Regions from separate parts of the Homo sapiens genome. Here regions 1, 2 and 3 are each linked to region 4. A link is a loop called in an ENCODE intact Hi-C map of the cell type or tissue named here. Cell type or tissue: Caco-2. All regions are shown on one strand. Links, peaks and the distances in the headings refer to the core of each region. The heading gives the core; the rest is flanking DNA. Region 1 has its middle 120 kb from the start of LHX5-AS1. Region 2 overlaps LINC01234 (long intergenic non-protein coding RNA 1234). Region 3 has its middle 47 kb from the start of LINC01234. Region 4 overlaps LHX5 (LIM homeobox 5).

The links. Peaks named below come from ENCODE experiments on the same cell type or tissue, not always from the same donor. Only the 100,000 strongest peaks of a DNase experiment are listed, where the experiment ranks them.
Region 1: it touches region 4 in a loop (2.0-fold over the local background); 3 of 110 quality-filtered maps call a loop at or near these places.
Region 2: a loop joins it to region 4, with 17 times the contacts of the local background. A loop is called at or near these places in 3 of 110 quality-filtered maps.
Region 3: it touches region 4 in a loop (5-fold over the local background); 5 of 110 quality-filtered maps call a loop at or near these places.

What each region holds. Positions count from the first base shown.
Region 1 is chr12:113,587,284-113,594,903 of GRCh38, forward strand. No RefSeq gene overlaps it. Among named protein-coding and RNA genes, the nearest start is that of LHX5-AS1, 120 kb to the left of the region's middle. RefSeq lists an enhancer at 308-1,085. In Caco-2, for the core only: no CTCF peak of the experiment used is centred there; a DNase peak (open chromatin) is centred at 4,318; H3K4me3 peaks cover 669 bases; H3K27me3 peaks cover 115 bases.
Region 2 is chr12:113,763,272-113,770,891 of GRCh38, forward strand. LINC01234 (long intergenic non-protein coding RNA 1234) reads right to left here. Exons shown (of 3, transcript NR_110026.1): 2 at 3,804-3,937. Among named protein-coding and RNA genes, the nearest start is that of LINC01234, 6.6 kb to the right of the region's middle. RefSeq lists an enhancer at 5,727-6,238. In Caco-2, for the core only: no CTCF peak of the experiment used is centred there; DNase peaks (open chromatin) are centred at 2,990 and 3,770.
Region 3 is chr12:113,723,111-113,730,730 of GRCh38, forward strand. No RefSeq gene overlaps it. Among named protein-coding and RNA genes, the nearest start is that of LINC01234, 47 kb to the right of the region's middle. In Caco-2, for the core only: no CTCF peak of the experiment used is centred there; a DNase peak (open chromatin) is centred at 4,771.
Region 4 is chr12:113,457,886-113,465,505 of GRCh38, forward strand. It overlaps LHX5 (LIM homeobox 5), which reads right to left. Exons shown (of 5, transcript NM_022363.3): 5 at 4,148-5,672. The coding sequence ends at 5,305. Among named protein-coding and RNA genes, the nearest start is that of LHX5, 10 kb to the right of the region's middle. In Caco-2, for the core only: a CTCF peak has its summit at 4,660 (motif pointing right); a DNase peak (open chromatin) is centred at 4,666.

The sequences.
Region 1 (7,620 bases), core at 1,897-5,896, 130 kb after region 4:
TGTGCACATATATATGTGAATATGAAGACATGCACATGTGTACATGTGACTGTGAATGACTATATGTGTGTGAGCCTGTGTCTAGGCATGTGTATAACTATGTGTGTGCATGTGTGTGGTCTATGAGCACATATGTATCTATGTGCACATTTGATATGTGTGTGTGTGTGTGAGTGTGTGGTGTAGGCATCTTCGCATATGTGATTGTGTATATGCATGTGGTTCTGTGCCTGAAAATGTAAGTGTGGATGAGAGAGGTGCACACAAGCACATATATAAGTAAATCTTCATTCACGCATGCAGGCATCTGAGTGTGTACCAATGTATATGTATTTGTGATTATGTGCATGCAAGTGTCTACACCCTACTAAAGGTATATGTCTGAGTCTCTCTCTCTTCCTCCTTCCCACTTCCCCCACTCCTTTTCCTTCTCCTTTTGCCCAGGTGTGCTGGCCCGAGAATGACCACCTCAGGTGAGCCTCCTGGATCTCTGGCTTTGGGCATTCCCAGCAGGTGGGAGGCAGCTTAAGGCAGGCTCTTAGCAGGTGAAAATCCAGCTCCAGCCCCCGCTGAGCCCCAGCGAGAAAGGAATTGCCTGCAGGCTCTTCCCTAATCCTCCAACGGAACCTCCCTCACTTACCTCTCTCTGTGGTAACAAAGGATCTTTCTGCTCTGGTGGTCACATTCCTGACAGCTTAGTTCAGAATGGGGGAAGGGACAGCAGGATTTTGGGGGGCCGTTGGGCAATTTCTATTGGCCTGAGTTTCCTCCTCTGAGAAACTGACACAGAGTGGGAAGAAGACAAGCAGCAGAAGGGTCAGTAGGCAAAACTGTATTGCTGATGTGTTGTGTATTACCAACCTCCACGCTTCCCCATTTCAGACTTAGATGTGCTCAGCAAGTGTTTACTGAAAACCCGGTACTGGGGGCCAAAAACCCAGAGATGAACAAAAGGCATTTTTCTATTTTGGGGAGGTGGTGTTGAAAGTGGAGATGGGAAAGGAACCTAGGGACACAGATTGCCAGAGTCCTGGTCAAACATGTTCCAGGAGGCAGGTAGGGATTTAAAACCTTTCTGCAGGCGGGGCATGGTGGCTCATGCCTGTAATCCCAACACTTTGGGAGGCTGAGGCGGGTGGATCACCTGAGGCCAGGAGTTCGAGACCAACCTGGCCAACCTGGTGAAACCCCATCTCTACTAAAATTACAAAAATTAGCTGGGTGTGGTGGTGGGTGCCTGTAATCCCAGCTACTCAGGAGGCTGAGGCAGGAGAATCACTTGAACCCAGGAGGCAGAGGTTGCAGTAAGCCGAGATCATGCCATTGTACTCCAGCCTGGGCAACAGGGCAAGACTCTGTCTTTAAAACAAACAAACAAACAAACAAACAAACAAAACCCCACCTTTCTGCAGCTCATTTCACTGGCCTAATTAATGTCCATATTCTTTGCTGTGGCATTCAATGTCCTCTGTTATGGGGGGAGGGATAACTGGAGAAGGTTTCTTGTAGGTACCGGTATGTGAGAGAGAACTGGACCCTACAGAACAGGTAGAGTTTGGGGAAGTGAAGATGTGAGGGAGGGGCCTTTAGAAGAAAGCTCATGGCTTAAGAAGGGGTCAGCTGCTGGACCTTGAGTCTGGTTGGTCGTCAACCAAAGAAATTAGGGTGGTGACAAGGCTGTGCTAAATTCCATGTATTGATATTGGTGCATGGTGGAGAGTGTTCCAGTTGGTAAGGTGACTTCATTCCTGTTACTTTACCTTTTCTTCTCAACCCAGTGAGGCTGATGTTATTATGTCCATTTGACATTTGAAGAAATGGAAGAAAAGGAAATAGTAGTGACTCACTCCAAGTCTGTACAGGGCTCAGGCCAGTACTCCTTTTTCTATAGCACAGCTGCCTGCCCTGCCCCTCTGTGAGAAGAAAGTCCTTGAGATCCCAGGGCTGGGAGATCTCTTGGAGGATGGCAGATTCCTGTTACTTTTGTTTATACCTACTTACGTTTTGACTTTGTCATCAAACATCTGTTCCTTAATGTCATCACTAGGAACATGCTTCTGTTCCTATAAGTTCCCCCATTTATCCGGCCACCCATCCATCCACTCCTCTATTCATCTACATTTTTAGCACTCCTATACATCCACTCATCCATTTATTCATCCTCTTACTACCTACTCATCCATCCATTCATCCATCCACCCATCCATCCATCCATCTACTCCCCCCAACCCACACATCCTACTTTCTCATTCATCTGCCTACTCACTATTCACCCATTCATTTCCCCATCAGTCCATGTATCCATACACCCAGTTATCCATCTTTCACCTATCTATCCATCCATACGTTCATCTATCAATGCCCTCCTGTCTGTTCACTCACTTATCCATCCACATACCCACCAATCTATACTCCTTTCCATTCATCCATCCATCCATTCATCCATCCATCCATCCATCCATCCATCCATCCATCCATCCATCCAAATACTCACCCATTCATCCATCTACCCACTATCCATTCTCTTACTTACCCACTTATCCATTTATATACCCATTTATCCATCCACACATTGACCCATCTATGTATCCACTCATCTATCCAGCCATCCACCTGCAGATTTAGCCAACCCACAATCATCTACTCATCCATTTATTCATTATTCACCTATATTAACCTCTCCTTCATTTACCCACCACATCCATCTACGCATCCATTTACCTACCCATCTACCCACTCAGCCACACACCCACCCAATTCCCAATCAACCCTAGACTATCTACCTACCTATCTCTTTGACCAACCAATCAACCATCCATCCAAATACTCAACTGATCACCCTCCCATTAATCCATTCATCCAGTCACCTACCCACCCACCCATCATTCCTGGGCACAGACTCATCATTCCATGTGAGAGTCCAGGTTGGTCTACCCAAGCCAGTGCTGCCTGCTTACAGGGCTGCCATGACTCATCCCACATGCAGGAAGGGGAGGTGGAGAGGCAGTAACTTACATGCAATCTGCCCTAGGGTTTATTTTTATTTTTATTTTTATTTTTGAGACAGAGTCTTGCTCTGTCAGCCAGGCTGGAGTGCAATGGCACAATCTTGGCTCACTACAACCTCAGCCTCCTGGGCTCAAGCGATTCTCCTGCCTCAGCCTCCTGAGTAACTGGGATTACAGGCGCATGCCACCACACCCAGCTAATTTTTTGTATTTTTAGTAGAGATGGGGTTTCACTATGTTGCCCAGGCTGGTCTTGAACTCCTGACCTCAGGTGATCCACCCGCCTCGGCCTCCCAAAGTACTGGGATTACAGGCTTGAGCCTCTGCGCCCGGCGATTTCCCCTAAGGTTTAAAGGTCACCTGAGTGCTCTTTCTTCCAGGCCCAGCGGTAAGAATTCTGGTAACTGAAAGAAAAAGAGAAACAAGGAGACAGAAACCTGGGGAAGGAGTGGAGAAGAGAGAGGAAATGATAGAGACCAGTGAGTGAACTAAAGAAGGGGAAAGAGGCCAGGTGTCATGGCTCATGCCTGTATTCTTGGAGCACTGTGAGGCTGAGGTGGGAGGATCGTTTAAGCCCAGAAGGTCGAGGCTGTAGTGAGCTATGATCCCGCACTGCACTCCAACCTGGGCGACAGAGCAAGACACTGTTTCAAAAAAAAGTAGGGGTACGGGGAGAAAAAGAAATAAACATGGGCCGGGCGCGGTGGCTCACGCCTGTAATCCCGGCACTTTGGGAGGCCGAGGTCGGCGGATCACGAGGTCAGGAGATCGAGACCATCCTGGCTAACACGGTGAAACCTCGTCTCTACTAAAAATACAAAAAATTACCTGGCCATGGTGGCAGGCGCCTGTAGTCCCAGCTACTCGGGAGGCTGAGGCAGGAGAATGGCGTGAACCCTGGAGGTGGAGCTTGCAGTGAGCCGAGATCGCGCCACTGCACTCCAGCCTGGGCGACAGAGTGACACTCCGTCTAAGAAAGAAAGAAAGAAAGAAAGAAAGAAAGAAAGAAAGAAAGAAAGAAAGAAAGAAAAAAGAAAGAAAGAAAGAAAGAAGGGAGGGAGGGAGGGAGGGAGGGAGGGAGGAAGGAAGGAAGGAAGGAAGGAAAGAAAGAAAGAAAGAAAGAAAAAAAGAAAGAAAGAAAGAAAAACATGCGTGCAGAGAGAAATAGGAAGTGGAATACAGGAACAAGGGAGAGAGACAAATAGATGATCATATGTTATGTCGGCGGCGGTGGCGGGGGGTGGGTGGGGAGGAAGCAGAGGCTAGAGTGTCCCTAGCGTCACGCCCTGTCGCCCTCCCCTGAGCTCCCGGAAGCCCATGGGGCCGCGGCCAAGTTTCCCCGCCTCCCGAGGAGAGACAGAGAAGCCACGAGTCGCCGGGTGGGCGCGGCGCTCCTGGGCTCACCGGGGCGCATTGGCACTGGCGGCGGCTGCGCGGGCTCGGCCGGCCCCACCATCAATTAAGCGACCGCGGGGTCCGGCGAGCGGCAGCGTGTGTGGAAATTACCTTTTGATTTCTTAATTACATTGTCCTCACCTGCAGCTCAACCCGCCTAGGAGAGGCGCTCGCCGAGCTCGATTCTCCGGGTGCCATAAATTAGGACGCCAGTCGCCGGCGAACGCTGGGGGCTTCCAGTATACCTTCCAGCGCAGCCCGCAGGCTATTTTTATCTCCCTCAGCACCTCGGCACCTCGGAGGAGCTTCTGCTAATTCACTACCCCGACACCGTCTCATCTCCCCTGCAACCAAACCCAAGTCTATTCCCAGGCGTAGGGGAGTTGGGCTCTCACAGACCTGGGTTCCAAACCCAGCCTCTGCCAGGCCCTGACTGTGTGACCCTGGGCGAGGGCATCCACCTCTTAGAGCCTCAGTTTCCCCATCTGTAACATGAGAATAAAACATAGCTCCCATTTGTCTGGAGGGTAAGGCTTAAAGGAACTGCGCCTTGTGAAGGCTTAGTCCCACTGACTCTGATTCATTCGTTTCGTGAGTTCACCTTGAGTGCCTACTGTGGATCTAGTGCTATTCTAGGCTTTGCAGATAAAGAGATGAACAAAACAGTGTCTGACTTCTTGAAGTGAGCAATGGCTATGATTTATTATTATTATTTTATGATCAAAAGGTTCCAGGGTTTTTGAGACTCTTGGCGGATGCTGCAGATGGGTGCAGGGAGACATGAGGGTGCTGCTGGGGAGGGCAGGTGAGGATTTAGGGTGGAGGAATCGTCAGGTTGGAGTGGAGCTGACCCACAACACAGACATAAAGGCATCCCAGAGATCAAGGTATTTGACAGATGGGGGAGTGACTTCCCTATGCCCGGCTGAGGCACTGGTAGAGCTTGGGTCTGACCTTTCAGTGTCTTCTCTCCCCATAGCTTGGTGATGCACGAAGTGTGGTTCTAGACCAGCAGGTTCGGCCTCATGAGAATTTGTTAGAAATGCAAATTCTCAGGCCGTACCCCGAGACCTCTGAAATTAGAATCTCTAGGGGTGCATCCAAGGAATCTGTGTTTTGACAAGCTCTCAAGGGGGTTTTTTATGCCCAGTAAGGTTTGAAAAGCACAATATGGCCGGGCGCGGTGGCTCACACCTGTAATCCCAGCACTTTGGGAGGCTGAGGTGGGCGGATCACTTGAGGTCAGGAGTTGGAGACCAGCCTGGCCAACATGATGAAACCCTGTCTCTACTAAAAAAATGCAAAAATTAGGCGGGCATGGTGGTGCACGCCTGTAATCCCAGCTACTTGGGAGACTGAGGCAGGAGAATCGCTGGAGCCCGGAGGCAGAGATTGCAGTGAGCCAAGATCATGCCACTGCCCTCCAGCCTGGGGCAACAGAAAAGAAAAGAAAAGAAAAGAGAAAAGAAAAGAAAAGCATAGAATTGCCCTAACAAATGCAGGGTTTCCCTTGTTCACTGCCTTGATCTCAGAAAATGGATCATTGTGCCTCCTTTTATAAGAATTCAAGTTGCATCCAGACTGAGACATCCCACATGCTATAAACATGTACTTCAGGGGCTCCCAGACCCACTGACACCCAGGTTAGAGCCTGTGTCATAGCCCAGGCTCACGTTGGGATTACCTGGGGAGTCTGAGAAAGTTCAGATACCTAGGCCCCTCCTCAGACCAATTCAATCTGCATTGCTGGGAGAGGTCCTGAGTCTCAGTCTTCCAAAGCTGCAGGTGATTCTGGTGTTAAGGGAGGATTGATAGCAACTGCCACTGTAGAAGCTGACCAGAGTGGGAAGTCAGAAGTCTCCATTTCCAAGCCCAGTAGTCCTGCCACTGACTCACTATTTGGGGCCAAATATGGTATCCCCTTCGGCACCCACCTAGGTCATATTCTGTCAGTTTATCAGGTCAGAAGCAATTGGAGAAACATGCAGAAAAGGCAGGTTCTACATGGGGTCCCCCTCCTAGAATTTGAGCCCTATGTAGGTTTGAGGTAGGGCCTGAGAATATGCTTTTTATTTTATTTATTCTTTTATTGAGACAAGGTCTTGCTCTGCCGCCCAGGCTGGAGTGCAGTGGTGTAATCATGGCTCACTGTAGCCTCAACTTCCCAGTTTCGGTGTGATCCTTCTGCTTCAGCCTCCCGAGTAACTGGAACTACAGGTGTACCACCATACCTGGCTAATTTTTGTATTTTTTGAAGAGACAGATTTGCCCAAGTTGGTCTTGAACTCTTGGGCTCAAGTCATACTCCCTGCCTTGGCCTCCCAAATGCTGAAATTATAGGTGTGAGCTACCCTGCCTGGTGAGAATATGCATTTTAAAAGAGCTGCCAGGTAAACTTTGCTACAAACATCCACTCTGAGAGATTCCATGGGAGCAGCAGAGCAGGCAAGTTAAGGACCTGTTTGAACCCTAATTTCATTTTACATCACAATCCTGGCTGTCTCCTTTCCAACCCCTTCTCTCACCTAATTTAGAGTTATACTTTTTTCCTCTTTTGAGCATGTTTATTTAAACTCCTTTAAATTCATGTTTCTTGATATTTTTAAAATATTAATTGATAGCCAGGTGCAGTGGCTCATGCCTGAAACCCTAGCACTTTAGGAGGCTGAGTCAGGAGGATGGCTTGAGCTCAGAAGTTTGAGACCAGCCTGGGCAACATGGTGAAACCCTGTCTCTACTAAAAATACAAAAATTAGCTGGGTGTGGTGGCACCTGCCTGTAGTCCCAGCTACTTGGGGGGCTGAGGAAGGAGGATTACTTGAACCCAGGTGGTCGAGGTGGCAGTGAGTCAAGATGGTGCTACTGCACTCCAGCCTGGGTGACAAAGTGAGACCCTGTCTCAAATATATATATTAGTTGAAGGAGACACTTTTTTGGGGGTTATGGAGGAGAAGGTTCCCCCTCCCGCAGTATATGTTTATCAAATATTGATCAAAATTCTCAAAAATGCTTCTACTAAGCTCTTGCTTCCAGAAAAGGTGGCATAACAGAGACCAGATTTATTATCCTGCCTTAAACAACTGGAAAACCAGACCAAATATTTATTTATTTACTTTTACTTATTTAGTTTTAACTTTTATTTTAGGGTCAGGAGTATATGTACAGATTTGTCACATAGGTAAACTTGCGTCATGGGGGTTTGATGTACAGATTATGA
Region 2 (7,620 bases), core at 1,452-5,451, 300 kb after region 4:
GTGCATGTGTGCATGTGTGTGTGTCTTCACGTCCGTGTGTGTGCACGTGTGTGTGCATGTCCGTGTGTGTGCATGTCTGTGTGTGTGCATGTGCCTGAGTATATGCATGCAAGAGCATGTATGTGTGTATATGTGCTCATGTGAATGTGCACTCATGCCCGTGTATGCATGTGTGCCCATGCATGTGTATGCATGTATGTGTGTGCGCAGGCCAGTGCCCATGCATGCATTCATATGCATGCATGAGTGTGCCCATGCCCTATGTGCATTGTGTACATGCGTGTGTGTTCATGTGTGTCCATACCCATGTGTGCATGTGTGCATACATGCATGTGTTTTTTGTGTGCATGTGCCTATGACCATGTGTGTGCATGCATGTGTGTGATATAGGAGATGTCTTTCCCAACCTGGCTGTTGGCACCTAACAGACAGCTCTCAGGAGCCATGCGCTTGCCCTGGTTGTCGCACAGTCCTTCCTGTGCATAAATGGGCACATTTCAATGATATTTTCACATTTAGGTTAAATTCTTCACCCTGTCTGCTGCGGAGATGCATTATCCCTGCAATAGCCCAGAGAGATTTCTCTAAACCCAATGATCCCCTCATTCCACAGATGGGTAAGCTGAGGCCCCAGGAGGGGCAGTGGCATGTTCCAGGTCCAAGGTCACAGGAGGGCCAGAGGTGGCACTGGAGCAGAAGTTTCCCTCTGCCAGGCCACTCAGGAGACTGGCCGGGTCTCAGGGCTGGAACTGATGGAGCCCCACTGCCCCTCAGAGATGGCACCTTGGAGGCACAGGCTGGCAGCATTTGTGCAGCCCCTGCAGGCTTTTATAGGGCTGGCAATGATGCTCACTGCGTGCCACACACTGCTAAGCCATTACAAGAATTATGTCATTGAATCCTCAGAACAACTAGGAGGAGGGTCTATCATTATTCCCATTTTGCAGCTGGAGAAACTGAGGCTCTGAGTGGTGATGTGAGGCAGCCTAAGTTTGCAGAACCAGTAAATGGCAAAGGTGGGATTGTCTGTGGTTCTACAGTGCACCTTTTCCATTCACCACACTGCTTCCTGCAGTGAGGGACAGAGAAAGCCCTGCCCCCTTGAGTACTCAGAAGACTGGGAAGTGCATTTGGCTTTGTCCCTGACACCCCGAGAGTCACATCAGCGAGTTCAGGGATCAATTGCAGTGGTCAGGAGCAGCAGTGTGGGGTGGAGGGCCTGGGATGGAGCAACCATAAAACGTGATTCAAAATGTCCCCAAAAATCTTATTCCCCTATTTCACAGATGAGGAAACTGAGGCTCAGGTAGGGTCAGGAACTTGTAAACGGCAAGGATGGTGCCCAGCTGGGTCTGAGCAACTCTGGTGATTTCTACTGTGTGATGAGGAGCAGACAGCCTGGGTCTGCCCCTCCCTGGTTGAGTGACCCTAGGATCACTCCCTGCTTGTCTGGAACCTCAGTTTTCCCATCTGTAAAATGCGGATCAAAAGCGTACGACCTATGTAGGATGGAAGTGAGGATGACGTAAGTTAACACTGGCCAGCACTGGTGCCTGGTGCAGGGAAGCCCTGGATAAAGCTCTGCGTGTGATGCGTGTTTTGCAGCCGGGAGCGCCTCTGCTTGGATCTAGGCCTCTTCTGTGGCTGTTTTCTTTCTGCCCCTGTCCCTGCAGCTGAGTGAGGTCAAATCCTTAATACATGCCAGATTCCCCCCTTTCCCTGTTTTTCTTTTTGCCCATCTCTCCAGTGAATGGGGCCTGGAAGAGCAGCGCGTGGGCTCTTATGGGCCTTCCACCCCTCTAACCCCATGCCTGGTACCTCTGCAGCCCCACCCCAGCACACATAGTAAGAGAGAGAGGCTGCCAGGGCCCAGAGTGTGCCACCTGTGCAGCCACGCACAGGAAATTCTTATTAATTTTTTAACATTTTAATTTCTCGTTGGATTTTAAGAAGTATGGACCTGGTCTCAACCTAGACACAGCCAGACACGGAGAAACACGACCCGCTGTCTCTCACTGACTCTCTGGTTTCTCACTGTCTCTGTCTCCCTGGGAGTGTCTCTAGATCTCTCTGTGTCTCTCACTGTCTCTGTGTCTCTCTCTGGTGTCTTCCTGTCTCTGTCTCGCTGGGTCTCTCACTGTCTTTCTGGGTCTCTCAGTCTCTGTTTCTCTGTATCTCTCACTTTCTGTGTCTTTCTTTGTGTCTCTCACTGTCTCTGTGTCTCTCTCTGGGTGTCTCCCTGTCTCTGTCTCTCTGAGTCTCTGTCTCTGTGTCTCACTGGGAGTGTCTCTAGATCTCTCTGTGTCTCTCACTGTCTCTGTGTCTCTCTCTGGGTGTCTCTCTATCTCTGTCTCGCTGGGTCTCTCAGTGTCTCTTTGGATCTCTCAGTCTCTGTCTCTGTCTCTCACTGTCGATGTCTCTCTCTGTGTCTCTCACTGTCTCTGTGTCTCTCTCTGGGTGTCTCCCTGTCTCTGTCTCTCTGGGTCTCTCACTGTCTTTCTGTATCTCTTGGTGTCTCTCACTATCTCTCTAGGTCTCTTACTGTCTTTGGGTCTCTCTCTGGGTCTCTCACTATCTCTCTGTATCTACCTCTGGGCCTCTCTCAGGGTCTCATTGTCTCTCTGGATCTCTCACTGGCTCTCTGTATCTCTCTCTCTCTCTCTGGGTCTCACTGTCTCTCTGTCTCTTTCTGGGTCTCTCACTGTCTCTGGGTCTCTCGCTATCTCTCTCTGGGCCTCTCTATATCTCTCTCTGGGTCTCACTGTCTCTCTGTCTCTGACTCCAGGCCTACGACTCAGCCCCAGGGACAGCATGTGGAAGCGAGAGACAGGGAGAGAGACAAGGCGTCCCCGAGTCGCTGAGTCCCAGCCGGAGAGTGAGGAGGCGCCCTCGGGCCCCGCCGCCCCACCCGGCCCCCGCGGCCGCCCCCAGCATGTTTGTCCAGGGCAGGCCGCATTGATCCGCCGCGGCCGTGCCACCGTCTGGTAAATCCCGGCCGCGGTAATGAACCTCCCCGCACACCGCTCACAAAGCACACACTAGCCCTGGCCCCAGCGGTTAATATTTAACTGAATAAGGGCCATAAATATGGAAAATGGGACTTTTAATTAAATAAGCAGCTTTTAAAAGGGCCCTTGGGCGGGAGAGGCTTTTGTTTAAATATGATTGATTTGACATGTCCTTTAGCTCTCACACTCTCTCGAGCTCCCTTCCGACGTTAACTCTTGGCCCCCGGCCCCGGTAGCAAGTTGGCTAGGCCAGACCCTGTTCTGCTGGAGGGAGGGGGCTCCCTGCTGGAGGAAGCGGGGTACGGTGGGAAGGAGGTGCCCTGGGAACTGGGATTGAAAATCCGGCTGCCCGGGCCTCTCGCATTTGGCTTCACCCCCATTACAAGCTGCCTCCATTTCGCAGAATGCGTATTTCACCCTAAAAGAAGGGGCTAGTGGGCTAAGATGTCTCCAGATCCGGGGGCACAGGTTCCCTTTTAAAAGCCATGCCACCAGCTGCCTGTCCTTTGGCGGCTCAGCTGGTGGTCCCTCCCTCTGTGCCTCAGTTTCCCCATCTGTAATATGAGGATAACAATAGCACCTACTCCACAGGGCTGTGTTCGGATTAAGCACATCCCAGACCATGGGAGGGCCCACAGTGTTTGCCAGGATTCCAGCTGAAGGCTCTGTGACTGCTGCGAGGCGCGAGGCCACAGAAGCAGCTTGATGGGCACATTCTCGTATTTAGCGCCGACCTCTCATTTGCATTTTGCACTGAGCCCCACAAAGGAAGTATCTAATTCTACTCATACTCACCCAGAGGCTCACAATCTTGGTGGCTTATGACTCATCTGAGGAGCTTGGAATGCTCCAATTTCAGGCCGGCAGGAATTCAGCAGTCAGGGAGGTCTGTCTTCTGCCTCCAAGCTAATGGCCTTTACCTTTCAAAACTTTTCAAAAAAAGAAAGAAATCACATCCTATTCTAAATTTAATATTTATGAAGCACCTTCCATACACCAGATTCTGCACATGCCTGACCTCAGAGCCCTGTCATCTGCCCTACTTCCTGGGTGAGGAGGGATCTGATGCCCAGAGAAGCCAAGTAACCAGTTCAGAGTTGCCCAGCTAAGGAGCAGCTGGGATTTGAACCCAGGCTGCTTTGCCACCAGTGCCTTAAGCCCCCTGTGGGCCTAGCCTGGTGCAGGCCCATGCCCTGGGACTCATGTCTGATCTGGTCCTGGCTTCTCTGAGCTGACGTAGAAGTCACCTTCCTGGATAATTCTGACATTCTCCATTACCTAAGGAGGGGGATGATGGTGGTCACACAGCCTCCTAGTTTATCAAGACTCTACCCCTTATGCCCAACCACCATTTCTTGCTCTCCCCAAGTCAGATAACTTAGTTTTTGCTTATTCCCACTCATAGGCTGCCTCTTCCAGGAAGTCTTCCCAGATGCACTCTGCTTGTTATGGTGGATACCTTTTCTAACTCTTCCAGTATTGGTGAGTATAGTGAGCATAGTGAGTATTTAACTACATTCTACTGTATTGTCATTTCCTGCAACCACCCATTCACATAGTCGATTACCATTTATTAATGACCTATGATTTTATTTCTCCAGCTTTAAGATGAACTTTTTTTCTTTTTAACATTTTGAAACTGGGATCTAGTACATATATAATGCCCATTTTCATTTGCTCCGGCACTTTGGAAGGCTGAGGCAGGCAAATCACTTGAGGTCAGGAGTTCGAGACCAACCTGGCCAACATGGCAAAACCCTGTCTCTACTAATAATATAAAAATTAGCCAGGCATGGTGCTGCGTGCCTATAGTCTCAGCTACCCAAGAGGCCAAGGCACAAGAATCGCTTGAACTTGGGAGGTGGAAGTTGCAGTGAGCTGAAATCACACCACTGCACTCCAGCCTGGGTGGCAGAGCGAGACTCCATCTTAAAAAAGAAAAAGAAAGAGAAATACTCTAATTAAATGGATGCTGCCTCTTATAACGGATGGCATTTTCAGACTGTGGAAATAAAACTTTGTGCCTAGCCCTGTGTCAGGTGTTGGAAGGATTGGGGAAAATCAGACAGACTTTTACTTTGCTTTCTGCTCCCTGAAAACTTACTGTCTAGTGCAGAGTATATTAAGAAAGCACCCTTCAGCTGGGCATAGTGGCTCACGCCTGTAATCCCAGCACTTTGGGAGGCTGAGGCGGGCGGATGGTCTGAGGTCAGGAGTTTGAGACCAGCCTGGCCAACATGGTGGAACCCCGTCTTTACTAAAAATACAAAAAATTAGCCGGGCGTGGTGGCAGGCGCCTGTAATCTCAACTACTTGAGAGGCTGAGGCAGGAGAATCGCTTTAACCTGGGAGGCGGAGGTTGCAGTGAGCCAAGATGGCGCCATCGCACTCCAGCCTGGGCAACAAGAGCGAAACTCTGTCTCAAAAAAAAGAAAGAAAAAAAGAAAGCACCCTTCTTTCTAATTCCCAAAACTCTCAATTCTCACTTGTTCACTCTTTTACACTTTTACTTAACCCTGTGAATTCTCATGGCCAAAAATGTGTTCCTCTCTTCCTAGGAATGGGGTGATTTTAGTGAAGGGAAGAGGTTATGGACATTAAGTGTTTATATTCTGCCAGGCCCTGTCCTAAGATTTATCATGTATTATCTCATTTAATCCTCACCACAACCTAATAAGGTGAGTGCTACTGTAATCACTACCAGTTTGCAGATGATGAAAGGAGGCTCAGAGACATTAAGTAACTGGCCCAAGGCCACACAGCCAGTGAGTGACAGAGCCGGAGTCAAATTCAGGCAGGTCTGGCTCCAGAGGCCTCACCCCTAACCTCAGTTCTTTCGACCCTTCCTTCATCCTCCCCCACCGCACCTGTGAGCTCCACGCCCATCACAGAAAGGAGGCTTAGAAGCTCATCTTCCATCAACAGTGCAGGGGGGAGACAGCCCCGAGGAGAAAATGAAAGCAGACGGTCTTCCAGAGGGGCTGTAATCAAAGGTGTCATGTAGAGAAAGCTGGAAGAGCCAGAGAGCTCCAACAGGAGGTTGGCCTGGAGCTCTGTGTCTAGTGACTAGTCTGTAGGAGACCTCTCCTTTGGAGGGATGTCCAGTGCCAAGTCCCCAGGGCCAGCTGCAAGGACAGTTTATGGTTCATGCACCCCTCTATAGGGGTGGCCAGCGGGCTGGGGATGGTCAGCAAAACTCCCTGTCTGTGCCGGCACATCTGTTGCCATGGTAACTCCTCTCAGGCATCACCCGGTTCTGGGTCTGTTTCCCGGGCTCAGTGTTGGGGTAGGTAGGGCTGAGGCTGGTTTTGGGGTCGAGGCACAGGGCTGGTGCTGGTGTTGGGGAAGAGGCACAAGGGCCATTTCTCATGCAGACCACCCACGGCGGTGGCAGGGGGTCGGGGAGCACTGAGCGAGGCATCTGTATTCCTTCCTTGTAAGCCCAGAGCAACAGGGGACAAAACCCTGTGTTGAGTACATTTGAGAAGAGACCTCCTCCCTAGAGAATCTCCTCCCTACACCCCTCAGGCTAATGGTTGGGGCCCTGTACATTCCACTTTCCCGGTGACTTTCCTGCCGGCTCCGTTTCTCGCCAACACACTCAGATGCACTCACTACCATCTCCTTGTAGACTGTTGTCCTCCTAATGGGGCTCCCTGTCTGGCAATCTGTCCCCACGGATACATCCTCTACAGGTGAGCTTGATTTATCTGTTTATATAGAAACAAAGTCTCACTCTGCCGCCCAGGCTGGAGTGCAGTGGTGCCATCATAGCTCACTGTAACCTTGAATTCCTGGACTCAGTGATCCTCCCACCTCAGCCTCCCAAGTAGCTAGGACTATAGGTTTGTGCCACCACACTTGGCTAATTATTTTATTTTTGTAGAAATTGGGGTCTTGCTCGTTGCCCAGGCTGGTCTTGAACTCTTGGCCTCAAGCCATCCTCCTACCTTTCACTTTTGAGTAGCTGGAACTATAGTTGTGCACTGCCATGCCAAGCTAATTAATTTTTTTTGTTTTTTTTTTTTTTGAGAGACAGGATTTTGCTGCATTGCCCTGGCTAATCTTGAACTGGCCTCAAGGGAACCTCCCCCCAAGGCCTCCCAAAGTGCTGGGATTAAAGGCATGAGCCACTGCACCCGGTCGCAGGTGTGTTTTCTTGAGCCAAAGGCCTCCACTTGCCCTGTCCCTCCCTACTCCTTCCCCAAGCACTGGTCCATCCAGGCCTCCCTCCGCTCCCTCCAGGCCACATCCATGCTGTGGGCAATGTGACGCCCATCAGGCCCAGTAAACACCGGAAATCAGTGAAGCAGGGAGCAAAGGTCGGGGTGAGGCCAACTCTTTTTGGTGTCAAAGGAGATTACGAGTCCGGCTCTCAAAGTTGAGGGCTGGGGCCAAAATCAGCCTGTGATCCCAAGTGGGATGAGTTCAGAGGTCGCCAGCTGGTTCCTTTGTGTGTCAATATTAACATGAGAGTCACCTAATTGGGGTGGGTCAGCCAGTGGCCAGAGCCAGGACACACATCAGGAGAAGAGAAAGGGCCCGATCATGCCCCAGGCAGTGTTGGGTGCTTGGCATAAGCCAGCTCATTCATTATATTAATATTACTACT
Region 3 (7,620 bases), core at 2,323-6,322, 270 kb after region 4:
CTCCTGGCCTCAAATGATCCTCCTACCTTGGGCTCCCAAAGCTTGGGATTACAGGCATAAGCCACTGCCCATGGCCAGTTTGTTTGTTTGTTTGTTTTTAAATTAAGTTAAGGCCAGGCACAGTGGCTCATGCCTATAATCTCAGTGCTTTTAGAGGCTGAGGCATGAGGATCACTTGAGCCCAGGAGGTGGAGTCTGCAGTGAGCTATGATTGCACCATTGCACTCCAGCCCGGGTGACAGAGTGAGACCCTGTCTCTAAGAAAAAAAAAATGAGATCAGCCTTGGAGGGTCCTTTAGATATTCATTCATTCATTTATTCCTCCAATCACTATTGCCCGAGCATCTACTGTGGGCCAGCCAATGTTCTAGGTGCTGGGGACCCTGTGATGAACAAACCCGACAAACACTCTGCCCTTAAGAAGCTCACCTTCTCATGGGTGAAAGGCTGAGAGCAAACAAACAATAAGTAGATACTATACTATTTCAGAAGGTAGTGGGCAGGGGGTGGTTACAGCAGGACAGGGGTCAGGGAGTACCAGGGGAAGGTTGGGTGCATTTTTAGGTAAGGTGGCCAGGGTAGCCTCATAGAGAGAACATGTTTTTAGCAACGACTTGAAAAGGGTGAGGAAGTTTGCTATGGGGATATAACAGGGAAAGAAATGCAGGCAGAAGCAAACAGCCAGTGCAAAGGCCCTGCGGTGGGCAGCCAGGGGCTGGGGTAGAGGGAGGGAGGAGTGCGCAGCAGGGGTTGGGGTGGCCAGAGGGGCTGGCAGCAGATCATGTAGGCCTTGTCTGACATGGAGAAGACTTCGGCTGTTTCTCTGAGGGAGATGGGAGCCATGGGAGGATATTGAGCACAGGAGGCACTGATTTATTTGTCTAACAGGATTCCTCTGGGGGTTGTGGGGAGGTGGACTGTAGGGGGCCAGGGTGGTGACAGAGACCAGAGAGGAGCTACTGCAGTAGTCCGAGCGGGAGATGATGGTGGCTTGCACCACACGGTGGCATGGTGGAGTGGATGGAATTGGATCTGTTCTGAATTTTTCACTCCCTCACTCATTCATTCATTCCATTATCCATCCAACCCATAATTTTTTTTTTTTTTTTTTTGAGACAGGGTCTCACTCTCTCACCCAGGCTGGAGTGCAGTGGCACAATCTCGGCTCACTGCAACCTCTGCCTCCCCACCCTCCCCGCTCAGCCTCCCGAGTAGTTGGGACTACAGGCATGCACCACCACACCTGGCTATTTTTTTTTTATTTTTAGTAGAGATGGGGTTTTGCCATGTTGCCCAGGCAGGCCTGAAACTATCCACCCTCCTAAGCCTCCCAAAGTGCTGGGATGACAGGTGTGAGCCATGGCACTTGGTCCAACCCATAAATATCTATTGGGACCCTCCTATGTGGCAGACAGGAGGGGTACAAAAAACAGTATGCAAAAGAGACCTAGACCCTGCCCAAATAGAGCTGAGGTTTAGTGGAGAGACAGATACTCATCCAATAAGCATGAAATCAACATATCGTTACACACTGCAATAAGTGTCAGGAAGGGGAGGGCCAGGGGGCTACCAGAAGACTGTCACAGCCACAGGCCCCAGCCCAGGGACCTTCTAGCTCAAGCCCCTCATCACGCATGTGGAGAAACCGAGGCACACAGAGGGAGCATGACTGGCTCAAGGTCACACAGCAGGTCCTTGGCAGAGCTAGAGAAAGAACTCCGCCCCCTGCCTCCCAGCAGGTGGCTGTCAGCACCATCACCGCTTCCAGAGCTCAGGCCTCCCCCGCCCCCACCGCAGCCACCCGTGGTTTATGGCCCCCGGAAGCCCCTCCGAAGTGTCTCATCAGCGAGGCCCCGGGCCACGGGAGATGGGCTCGTCCCAGCTCGGGCCAGGCAGCCGCCGATCGATTGCGCGTGTGCCGCCCCGATACTCCATCTCATTAGGCCTTCGTTTTCATCTCCCGGCTTCCTGGCAGCCTTCAAATTATCCCATAAAATTTATTTACTATTTCATGAATACATAAGCAGCAGGCAGGCACAAGCTTTTTATATATTTACACTGTATATATTTCACGGGAGACTTATAGCTGTCTCTAAGGCAGAGCGGGGAGAGGGAGAGAGACTGAGCAGACGGAGCCGGCAGCTGGTGGCAGAGGGAGGAGACAGGAGGGAGGCGCGTGGAGGGCAGGCGGGGACGAGGGGCCCACGGTGCCCACGGCGGCACTGGGCCACACTGGGCTGACCTGACACTGCTGGGCAAGGGATCGGGGAAGGCTCCACTTTGGGACACGCATGTCATGTCAGTGAGGCAGGGCTCCTGGGCTCTGAGGTGTGGGGCTGAGGTTGATGCTGCAGGTCAGTGGTGCTGGGTGTGAGGCTCCAACCTTACAACAGTCTAGTATGGAGGTACTGATGGGTCATAGGGGATCCTCATGCTGGTGGAGAGCTGGACCCTCATTCTGGACCCAGAGTAAGCCCTGACTCTTGCTCCAGACTAAGCCCTGATCTCAGTTACAGACTGAGTCCTAATCCCAAGCACAGACTGAGCCCTGATCCCAGTCACAGAGTGAACCCTGATCCCAGTCACAGACTGAGCCCTGATCCCAAGTCATAGACTGATCCCTGACCATTGTTTTAGCCTGAGTCTTGAGCACAATCACAGAGTATCCCAGTTACAATGTGAGCCCTAATCTTAGTCCCAGCATGACTCTTGACCCTAATCCCAGACTAAGCCCCAACTCCGGTCAAAGATTGAGTCCTGACCCGAGTCACACACTGAAGCCTGATCCTTGCTCCAGACTGAGCCCTAACCCTGGTACAGACTGAGCCCTGACCCTAATCCCAGACTAAAGCCCTATTCTAGTCATAGACTGAACCCTGATCCTAGCTGTAGGCTGATCCCTAACCCTATTACCCATACCCATGACTCCTCACCCCAGCCTGCCATCTCTCAAGGTTTCACTCATGTACACAAGCCACAAGCAGCCTCTTCTCCTCCCTGTGAATCTGCATGGGGACTGTGTGTGGTGACCACATGGTGGTATTGCCCTCCCCACCCCCTCCACATGAGGCATGGCCGTGTGACTTGCTTTGGCCAGTGAAATGGGAGAAGCAGTGAAGCGTGGCCCTGTAGGCTGAAGTCCAAACATGGCAACGTGTGCTTCCACCTCCCCATCCCCCATCCCATCATCTACCAGCTGTGTTCCACCAGTGAGCGCTCCCATCATCCTGGCACCTGGTGGGGAGGACGATGTGGGGTGTAGCCCTCACCAACCCACAGGGTGAGATGTCAGCCTTTGATGAGTTGTTTTCGGGGGCTGAGATTTGGGGGCTGCTTTTCATTGCAGCATAACCTGACTGATACAGCCAGAAACCCCTTTTCCTCTGAAGTCAGCTGCTCAGGGTTCTGTCCATTCCTAATCTCCAAGGTTTTGCCCTACAGAAGGCAGAGGACAGGTGCAGAGAAATCACTCAACATGTCAGAAAACCTGTTGCACAAGACCAGGCACACTGTAGGTGCTCAATAAATGCTTGCTGAATGGGAAAACATGTATTTTTTTCTCCACACTTCTGTCTCAGTCCTTTAGAAAATCTGCTCATCCCAATACAGTGAGATGCCAGTCCAGGAGCCTTGAAGGACAGTGGTTGTGCCCAGAAAGTTCTTCTGGAATCGAATCCTGTCTCCAATATCAGCCGTGTGGCCTTGGGAGAGTCTCTCTCCACTCTTGGTGCCTCTGAGTGCCCTATCTATATGGAATGGAGAGAGGAATCCAAGCCTCTGTGTGTCTCACATCCTGGCTTCTCCAGAGATCTGGCTGGTCAAACCCTCCAAATGTCAAGCCACTGGTACCATCTGCTATCATTTTTGTATTTCTCCACTCAGCTGTTCTATCTTCATTGTTATCACTGTCTTGACCATCCTCATCACTGCTAATGTTCACTGAGCACTTACTATGTACCAGACCTAGAGCCTTTACTCATTTTAATCTTCTTAATGACTCTCAGAGGTCAGTTGTTACTCTTTCATCTACGCATTAATTCACTTATGAACTCTCTGTTCACCTAATGATCTCTTTTATATCTCCCTCTCTCCTTCCTTCTTCCTTCCCTCCCCCTGCTTCCTTCTTTCCTTCCACTGTCTCCTCCCTTCCTCCCCTCCCTCCCTCCCCCCTCTCTTCCTTCCTTCCTTCCTCTTTCCTCTCTCTCTTTCCTCCCTCCCTCCCTCCCTCCCATCCTTCCTCCCTCTCTCTTCTCCCTTTCTCCCTCCCTCCTTTTTCCCTTCCTTCCTCCCTTTCTTTCTTCTCCCATACCTCCCTCCCTCCTTCTGTCCCTCTCTCCTTCCCTCATTCATTCAAAAGCAGTCTATTACAAGGTGAGGAACATGGGCTCTGGACTCTGACTGTCTCGGTTCAAATTCTGGTGCCATCTTTTACTAACTGTATGACACTGGGCAAATTAATTCCTCTGTCTGCCCTGGTTCCTGCATCTGTAAAATGGAAATAGTAATCACTTTTTCCTCCAGGAATTGGTGCAAAGATGAATTGAGTTATGCTTCAAATAGTACTTGGCAGAGTCAGCAGTGAGTAAATGCTGGTCATGATTATTCACAGAGCAACTGATAAACCCACATGTACCAAACCCTTCTCAGGGTTTCAGTGAGGGACAAGACACAGGAAAGTAAACAATGACAGTGAACATTGGAATGGTCACTATGTGCAAGGCACTTTATGCCCATTGTCTCAATTGTCACAGAAGCCCTGTGGGATGGGCACTGTCATTACAACTATTTTGGGAATGACTGAACTGAGGCCCAGAGGGGCTAAGCAACTTGTCTGAAGACACATGGTTCATAGGTGATGAAGCCAAGATTGGAATCTCTGTGGCCTGGCTGCTAAGCTTGTGTGCCTCACCATTAGGCGATGCAGCCACCATGCAATGCATGCATTCAAGGGCAGCAGTACTCTCCAAGAGGGTGTGCAGAGGCCTCTGCATCGGGGACTGAGCAATGAGGCTTCCCCAGGCCAGGGGGGCAGTGGGGTCCTCTGAGCTGGCCCATCCAAGGGAATCTTCTGGAGTCTCCTCGTAAACCACCAACACCCTGACCTCCATCCAACTCCAGAAGGACTTGCTTTCCCTGTGGGTCCTCTGGCCTCTCCCACTCTCCCAGGGAGGCTGTGAATCCACATGCTACAGAAGCAGGGGCTGCCAGAACCCCACCTGCCCTCCCCGCTCTCCTCCATGAAGAGAGGAGCTCCGTAACTGCACAGGGCTCAGTGTGAAGGGCTCCGAGGCAGGCACACATCTCACATTGCAGCTTCTTTTGTCCGGACCATGTAGCATTTATTATTAATTGTAATAATAATTATAATTGCTTATCGATCTCCTCCAATGCACCCGGCACTCCACCCAGCACTGAATTCAGGTCACTGCCCAGCAGACACACAAATCTATGCCCCGTGCCATGCATCACACAGTGTTAGTGCTCAATAGACATCCAATAATGTGACCAGGTCCACATGTACGGTCCTGGCCTGCCACGTCCAGGCGCACAGGCTTATGAGGTTCATGTCTAACCAGAGAGCCTCCCCATCAGCCATGTGGAATCAGTCTTTGACCCACAGCCATTTATTAATTGCTTTTTTTTTTTTTAACATTTGCATTGGACCAAGAAAATGCTGTCCTGGAATATTAGAAATAAAAGGAAGATGCTGTCCTCTTCCTCAAAGACTGTCTAGGACAGCGCTTCTCAACCTTTAACATGCACACACATGCCCTGGAGACCTCATTAAAATGTAGATTCTGATTCAACAGCTCTGGGACCCGGGACTCTGCATTCCTAACAAGCTCTAGGAGCTGCTGATGCTGCTGGGCTGCGAGGTTGCAGGCCGTGCCCTGAGCAGCAGGATCTAGTTGAGGACTGACAGTGTTCACTGCAAATAAGTAAACATCCAGAGGAGGCAATGGGAGAAGGCAGAAAGAACACATGTTTTAAAGCCCAAGATTGGGCTATCTATTTAGCTGTGTGACCTCAGGCAAGTGACCTCACCTCTCTGGGCCTCAGTTTTCTTGTCTTTAGAAAACATGGATGATGTTACCTACTGGATAGACTCATGATAGTGGTTTTAATGAGATAACAGATATGAAAGTGCCGTGCACATGGGAGGTACTGAATGCCTTTCTCCCTCCCTCCCTCCCTCCCTCCCTTCCTTCATTCCTCCCTTCCTCCCTCCCTTCCTTCCTTCCTTCTCTCCATCCCTCCCTCCCTTCCTTCCCTCCCTCTCTCCCTCCTTCCAGTTTTTGTCAGCATATGTAACCTAAAGCCATCAAAAGGATTCAAATTATTGCCACTTTTTAAAGGGAAGATGGTGAAGGTGAGGGTGGATGGAGAAGAAGCCTTCGAGGCTGGGAAGGCTGGGGGTTGGTTTTGAAGGATGGATCTAGCTTGGCTTGGCAGGGCTGGCCAGGTGCACACCATGAGAGAGCAACAGAGGCTGGGGATGCCCCACATCCCCTTGCTGAGCTCAGAGCTCACCTGCAGCTGGCGAGGACATTCTGTGAGCTGCCAGTTGCCCTCATGCCCCTCCATGTGCCTGCAGCCTCCTGCTTTTCTGGCCAAAGGTTTTCACCAAGGTGCACAGGGCAGCCAGGAAATGCTGGGGATCTAATGTCTCCAAAAGCAATGGGAGTAGGTGGAGAAATGCCACAACTTCCATGTCCCTCAGTGGGAAAGTTCTGAGGCGGGATCTGCATGGCTCGTCTGAGGGTCCCCATGGACTGACACCCTGTAAGTAACCTGCGCCTTAACAAAAACTGCACTGTTTTCCCCTTCTCTGCCTCACTTTCCCACTTTCTTCCCTCCCAAATAAACAACCTGCACCCAAGTCCTTGTCTCAAGATCTGCTTTTGGGGGACCCCAAACTAAGGCAGATGGGTCGTAGGCAGGAAGTCATCGTCATCCTTCCAGGGATTCAGGTGCAGAGAGCATCACTAGGTTTCTCCAGCCACAGCTTGCTTTCCTTGGTGCTTATTAACACGAAGGCTTTCTCTCTCTCTCTCTCTCTCTCTCTCTCTCTCTCTCTCTGTGTGTGTGTGTGTGTGTATGTGTGTGTGTCTCTGTCTCCCTCTGTCTCTGCCTCTATCTCTTTGTCTGTCTGTCTCTCTCTTCTCTCTCTGCCCTGTATACCTTCCATCTCTCATGTCATTTTCCATGGAGAGTTCCTACTCTGGCCACACTTCAACCTCAAAAGTATCAGGTGTATCACCTCAAAAGTATGAGGTGAGTTAAATCACCTCAAAAAATAGTGGGCAAGGCAGAGATGATTATCCCTCCCATTTCACAGATGAGGAAACCGAGGCCTGTAGAGGTTTTGCTTGTTCAGGTGTTCATTCAACCAGCCTATGTTGGATGTCTGCTATGTGCCAGGCACTGGGACAGGCAACACCTTGGACAGGGGCTCACCTAATGATTCTGAGACATCATCGAGCACCAGGGCCCTTCAGGGAGCTTATTAAAATTCAGATCCAGGCTGGGCACCGTGGCTCATGCCTGTGATCCCAGCACTTTGGGATGCTGAGGCAGAAGGATTGCTTGAGCTCAGGAGTTTGAGACCAGCCTGGGCAA
Region 4 (7,620 bases), core at 2,226-6,225:
ATCCCTTTTTATAGTAGCTGAATTTTATTCATTCATTCATTCATTCATTCATTCATTCATTCATTCATGTAGTTACTAGAATCTGCACTGGGCTCTGTCCTGGGTCCAGGGACAATGTGGGCTCTTGCAGCAAAAGTTCTCAATTCAAAACCTAGCTTTGCCACTCCCTGGCTGTGTGACTTTGGTCAGCTCACTTCATCTCTTGGGGCTCATTCTCTCCACCTGCAAAGTGGGAAGAACAATGCTTATCTCGAAGGGACGTTGTGAGGATTGGATAGGACTCTGACCAATGGGTTTGGAGACAGGTGGCATCATGTTGAGCAGTGGTCTTGCATGTTTGGGAGGTGCCAGAATCTCTTGGGGAGCTAAATGTGAAGCATCTTGGGCCCCACTCCAGAGGACAATTCAAGCCATAAGTGGTGGGACCTGGGGCTGCAATTTGCAGCAAGCATTGTCCTCCGATCATACTTTGAGAAAATGGTTGTGGATGCTGAAAGACAAACGTCTCTTCCCAACTGCTCCCCTTCCCCACCCAGCCTTTCTCAGGAACTGCCTCCTTAACAATGTGCACCCAGTATTATGGCTGTACACCTGCAGGGGCACTGTGCTAGTGTTGGGGTGGGAGAATGTCTCCTCCCAGAGCCCCTGGGCCCAGTAAGCACTTGGGGAGTTAAAATGAGCTCACGGGAGTGGGAGTGAATTTGGTGTGAATCAGGTCCTCTCTCTCCTCTTGTTACCCTCCATGGAAGCTGGTGTGTGTGTGTGTGAGAGAGACAGAGAGAGAGACATGGACATGGGGATGTAACCCAGGCCCTAGATTTCCTGAACCTTGGCGACAGGCTGAGTCACTTCTCTTCCATCCTCACCCTGTGGAGGAAATGATGTTGAGAGTCCATTTCACAGGTGAGCACACTGAGACCCAGAAAGGGGACATAGTGACCAGAAAGGGGACATAGTGAGCAACCTCCAGTTCCTCAGCCAGGTAGTGTCCTGGATCCCAGAGCTCCTGCTCTGTTCTGCCTCCATCCCATTCTCAGGTGACCTAGGCTGCCAACCCGCTTCACTTGTGAATACTCAGAGGAAGGAATGATGGGGAGTGTGTCCACAAGTACTGATCATGCAGAAATCATGGCATCCCTCTTGGAACCTGGCTTCTGGAGCCACCCTCAGAGATCTTGATGGGGCCACCCCAGGGTTATTTAAGTCCCTGACATAAAAGGGGACCTCTTCCTCTCCCAGTTCTCCCAGACTGAAGCTGTGAGTATTTAAGGGGCAGGTATATATCCTGTGTACATGTGTGTTAGCATGTGTGCAAGGACATGGTGTGTGGGTTTTTGTGTGTCCACAGGGGTTAGACATATTGTAGGTGTGTGCATTTGTGTACACAAGCCTGTGGGTGTCTGTTAATGTACATTTGTGTGCATATGTATGTAGATGTGTGCGCCTACCATTGTGCCCTTGTCTGTATTTGTATGTGTCTCTGTGTGCATGCACAGCTGTGTGTCCATGTGGCTGCTTTGTGTGTGTGTGTGTGTGTGTAAATCCATATGCCTGTGAACATGCATCAGTATATGCTTGTGTTTTTGTTCGTGTACATGTATTTGCATGTGTAAGTGTTCATTGTGTGGGCCCATATGTAACTGTCTGGTGCGTGTGTGTGTGCATGTGTGTGCCTGTACCTGGAGAAAGGGGCAGAGGGCTTGGTTCTACTGCGGTTTCTCATTCTGTAGCCTCACTCTGCTGCCTTCACTGAAGGACACCTCTGGGTCTAAGCGTCCTATCTGGGTAGGGGCTGGGGGCGGTCCCTGGACACCATGGAGCATGAGCAGTAGGTGACTTGGCACACCTATGGGGGCTCTTCCTGCCACAGATTTAATCTTCTCTTTCTCTCCTCCTAACCTTTCTCCCTTCTCTTCCTCTTCCTCTCTTCCTTATTCTTTCCTTTTCTCCTGCCTCCCTCCCCTCCTCTTCCTCTCTTTCACCCCTCCTCCCCTCCCCTCTCTCCCCAACCTGTATCTCCCTGTCACAACCCTGTTTGAGGAAGGGGTGAGTCCTCTCCTCCCCCTAGCTTCGCTTCCCCCATATTGCTCTGGTGCAAGTTCTAAGTGAGCCCTTCTGTAAAGTTCACACATGCCCAGAAAGCATTCAGGGACCCGCCAGAGATGAGGTCCACCTTGCAAATTCTCTCTTGGCCTCTAAAATCCGTTACAGTTAGGGCACCATAGAGAAGTAGAAACACAACCCAATACATGGGTTTGAATCTCAGCTTTGCCACTTCCCAGCTGTGTGACTTTGGGCCAGTCCCTCAACCTCTCTGAGTACCCTGAGGGGGCCAATAATACCTACCCTGATACACGTCCAAGGATTCAGCTGCAAGGATATTCTGATGTGGTTTAAAGTGGTGAAACGTTGGAAACAAACCCAAATATCCAATAATAGACTTGGTTAAAAATAAAACAAAAACCATAAAAGGATGGCTCAGCCATTGAAGAGAACTTTAAGCAGTGACTACACAGAATGACATAGCTCTGTCTATGAAGATCAGTTTATACATCTGGAAGCTATTGCTGAGTGAACCAGAGCAGATGACCACATATTGAGTATAGGGTATGATCTCTAGTTTCAAAATGAAAAAACAAAACAAAACAAAACAAACAAACAAAAAAACAAACAAAAAAACAAGAAAAGAAAAAAGAAGTCTGAAAGAAAATGCATCATCTAGATTTCCATAGTGCTTGAGATTCTGGGTGGTGACATTTTCTTCCTTTTGTTTATCTGAGATTTCTAAATTTTCCACAAGCAAGTAGCATTGGTCTGATAAAGATGAATGTGCAGTAAGGAAAGAAAAGAAAAAGGCAAGGCACATTGCATGATTCTTGTGAGGAACACATAAAGAAGAAGGGCAGAAGAGTGGGGCTCTGAGCGTGCGCCTGTCCCATGGCGGTCTGTTCCCCACCTTCCCCTGCTGCAGCTACAATGGGCCGCTTCACTCACCCCGAGCTTGGGTGAAAAGTGATCCCAATGCAGGACACTCTTCTATTTATTTTTACCTCCCTCTCCTGCTTTTCTTTTCTTTTTCTTTTATCCTTTCTTCCTTCCTTCCTTCCTTCCTTTCTTTTTCTTTTTTCCCTTCTTTCTTTTTCTCTTTCTTTCTCTTTCTTTCTTTCTTTCTTTCTTTCTTTCTTTCTTTCTTTCTTTCTTTCTTTCTTTCCTTTCTTTCTCTCTTTTTTTGAGACAGTCTTGCTCTGTCGTCCAGGCTGGAGTGCAGTAATGTAGTACCAGCTTACTGCAACCTCCGCTTCCCGGGTTCAGGCGATTCTCCTGCCTCAGCCTCCCAAGTATCTGGGATTACAGGTGCCTGCCACCATGCCTGGCTAATTTTTGTATTTTTAGTAGAGAGAGGGTTTCACCATGTTGGCCAGGCTGGTCTTGAACTCCTGATCTCAGGTGATCCACCCACCTCAGCTTCCCAAAGTGCTGGGATTACAGACATTCGAGTTGGAAGGGAATGTAGGAAGCACTCTCTCCAACCCCTGCTTTTGCAAGTAGGGAAACTGAGTCAAAGAAGGAGAGTGACTTGTTTTAGGTAGTGGCCTCAGGCCTCCTAAATCTCACTGGACACTCTTTCCCTCATGCCTTTACCTAAAGACAAGCATGCACTGCATAAGATTTGCAGAGCACAACAGCCTCACTTTGGGGAGGAGGCGCACTTCAGTCCTAACATAGCCTTGCAGATAACCAGCATCAGCTTACCAGCCTGCTCTTTTTTTGGGCCACCAGAAATTACATGGGGGAATAGTTAGGAGTGAAGTTCTAATTCTTTTGATGTGCTGGCAACAAACAAATCACACATTCATTCATTCATCAAACATTCTGAAGACCTACTATATGCTGGGCAGGCCTGTGTTAGAGCAGGGTATTACATAAAGCATGGGGAGATACGGTGCCTGGCACGTAGTAGCTGTCGAAAGAGGACAGTCACTTTCATGAACCTGGGAGTCACTAGAAGAGCTCCCCCTTTGGGTGAGCAGAGGTTTTTGCACCCATCAAGGGTTTAATGTCAGAGACCAGAACCAGGGAAAGGAATGGTTTCATTCTCTCTGAGTCGTTATCAAGGTAGGGACAAAAAAAGAAAACCACACAGCGCTGAGGGAAAAAAGATTTTTTTTTATTAATCTTTCTCTTTAAAAAAAGTTGATTTTTTTTGTTTTTGTTTTTTGTTTTTTTTAGGTAAACCTCTTTCTGCTTCCCCTCCGTCACTCTGCCCTACCTCCTCTTAAAAATATAAAAATGTCCAACCCCGGATAACTAGAGTACAATAAATAAACAGTAAACACAAAAACATACTTTATTTGTTTCTTCTTTATACAAAATAAGGAAACTAGAAGCGTTCAACTTCCAAAAAAGTATAATATTGTACATCCTGACGGCCCAGCCTCCAGGCCCTGGGCAGGGAGGGTGGTCTGTGGGTCTGAGCCCAGCAATCCTGGCGCCCCACCCAGGGGGAGAGCAGGATGTGTGCGTGTTCGAGTCCGGCCTGCTCCCTCGGGCTCAACATAAACGTCAAAGTAAGGAAGAGCGGGAGCTGGACCCGGCTGGCCACTTCCTGACCCACAGCCCTATTCCTAGAGAAGCTGACCTTGAGCCTCAAGATTGGCCACCAGGGAGCGCCAGCGTGCAGGTGGCTCGGTCTCCCTCTCGGTGGCTCCCGGTTCACGCGAGTTCCTCGCTCGCTCTCCGTCTTCTCCCTCTGGCTGACGCTGTCTCTCCATCTCCTCCTCATCTTGCCCCCTTTCCTCTCCCTCTCTTTCAATCTCTCTCCTTTTCTTATCATCTTTTTTTTTAAAGACGGGGAAAGCACAGCGAGAAATAAGATTACAAAATGCCACTCGGATTGCAGAGAGAGGGAAAAACACCGTCTCCGCCCCTTGGCCTCACCCTCTCTCAGTCCAAAGAGGTGGCGGTGGCTGGGTGGGTGGGTGGGGGCCCGGGGAAAGTCTAGAGCGTGCTCGAAATCTCTTGACCCTCCGGAGTATTGACTTTGGTCCCAAGAAATTGCTCGCGGTTGCTGGGAGAGTACTGGCGGTGGGCTGAGGCTCCTGGAGAGCCCGCGGGGTGGAGATGGGGGTCGGCCCCCCCTCGGCGCCCAGCCGAGGAGCAGCTGCCAGTTGAGTGCGGACCCGAGAGAGAACCCCCGAGGGACACCCACGTCTCCCACCGCGTCTGCGTCGGGCGTTTTGGTTTCAGGAGGCTGCTTCGGGGCGGGGCCCCCGGGGGCCGAGCGCGGGGGGCGGCCCGGCGGCCTTACCACACGGCGGCTTCGTTGAGCTCGGGGTTGGGATGCGACAGGGGTCCGCTGTAGCCGCTGGTGCCGCTCATTGGGAAGGGCGGGCTGGGCCCGCCGCTGAATACCTCGCCGGGCATGGGGTGCAGCGTGCCCGGCAGGCCTGGCTCGGGGCTCGGTGTGTCCGGGTGCGAGATCATGTCGGTGAACCTGGGGTTGTCCGCGGCGTGCGGGCCGGCGAGCGGCGGTTCCAGCGCTCCCAGCGGCGTCGAGCCGGGGCCAGAGGCCGCCAGGAAGCTGGAGTCGGCCGGGGACTGCGCCTGCGAAGGCGGGCCGTGCGCGAAGAAGTCGTAGTTGCTTCCCGGCGCGTAGTAGTCGCCTTGGTAGTCTGCGGAGGGGGAGCGGGAAGGAGACAGGGCGCGGTGAGAGAAGGCGAAGTAGGCGGGGGACCCGGGACCCGGGGAGGGGACCCGGGCGGGCGAGAGAGGGGAGCGCGCGACACCGACCCAAGGTTAGAGAGACCTGCGGAGGCCGGCGCCCCTTGAGACGGTGGACGTCGCAGGCTCACGGGGAGGGTTGGGGAGAGAGACAATGAGAGATCTCGAAAGGGCAAGAGACTCAGACTGCCAGAGACCACACACAGAGACGGGAGAGACTCCGAGACCGTGGGGGACACACGCGGCAAAAACTCGGAGACTTCAGTCACAGGTTCCCTGACACCTAGAGATGGAGAGAGACAGAGGCGGCCAGAGACGCAGAGACAGACAATGATTCCTAAGTGTCTTAGGGTCGGTGAGAGACACAGAGATGCGGGACAGCGAGAGACAGACGGAGAGATCGGCAGAGGGGCAGAGAGAAAGGCGGAAAAGAGACCCAGAGACGCGGAGTCCGCGGCTGAGACCCGAAAGCCCGAGACATCGGAGGGTCGCGGAGGAGTCGAGGAGACGCAGAGAGAGGAAAGACGGCCGCGGTTAGAGACACGCGTGGAAACCCCCGGGGGCGGCAGCGAGGGAGTCAGGAGTGAGCCCGAAGATGGAGAGAAGTCGATGCGCCCAGAGAACGCAAGACGGTGGATCAGAGATGAGTCCCAGGAACCTCCAGAGAAGCGGAGGCTGACAGGCCCGGGGAGAGGAACCGGGCAGGGACAAACCAGCGGACAGAGCAGAGCGCGAAATGGTTGAGACCGGGAAGCGACCTGGCCGGGGGAAACTGGATCCGGGCCGCGGCAGGAGCGACTGGTGGGTTGGGCCGGGCGGGGCGGCCTTGGCGCCCTAAACTCGGTCCCTGCGCCCTACCAACCCAGTCCAAGTCCTTCGCCTCGCCAAGTACGGCCGCCGCGTCGATCCCGGTGAGACCATTTGTACCGGCCTAGCCTAGCCTGAGAAAGAGAAAACTGAGCTCCAGCGACTTGGGAGAGGGGGAGGAGGACACGAAGATTCTCTGGGTCATGGCCAGAGCTCCGCGGGCTCCTTGGGGTAGAAGCTCGGTCCTCCAGCCTTGCCCCGGGTTGGTTTTGCCAGCACCCCCAGGTTCTGAAGCATCTGAGGACATTGAGATCTTTTGAGAAGCTGGTGATAGCTATGGGCTCTCTCTCAAGGAAAATGCAAGGATGAGAATTTTGCCCATAAATTCAGGAGGTGTAGGGACTCCGGATTGCAAACCCATTCTGCCTCAACAAATCTGTATCAACTCTCTGACCGCCCCACATAGCCCCTTTTCCAGAACCTTCGGGATATCCTGCCTTCCCCCACCAGGTGGGGCCCTGAAGGACTGACGTGGGGGACGTCACGAAAGGACCACCTTGTACCAGGCACCCGCTTTGTACGGCGGGAAAACCAGCGAGTCCAGAAGCCTGAGTCTCTTCTGCAAATCCACTCCCCCTGCTGAGTCCTGGGATCTCAGTCAAGGGGCGAATTCCTGATGCCCCCTGCCACCCTCTTCCCTCTCCAAACCCTGAAATCTGTCCAAATGGGGGGTGTCTGGAGGCGTGGCTTGGAGGCAGTTTAAGCAACAGCTAAAACGGTTGCCAATTACTTTTTAAAACCATTAATTTAATTCTCCCCGAAAGTGAAGGGGAAGATGGGGAGCGGCAAATTTGGAGCCCCAAAGGGACAGGGATGGGAGACGGCCGCGGCCCGCGGCGAGCCGGAAAACCAGCGAAGGCCGCTGCCCCCGCGCCGTGCGCGCCGCCTCCGCCCATATGGCGGCCGGGCCGGAGGTAATTGGAACAAACGCCGTCTGAAAAGGGCACAAAAGCCGCAGCTGGGGCTTTGTCCGCGCTCCCACGGGGAGCCGCCGGCCCCGCCGCCCGGCCCCTTTCTCGCCCGCTGCCGGTC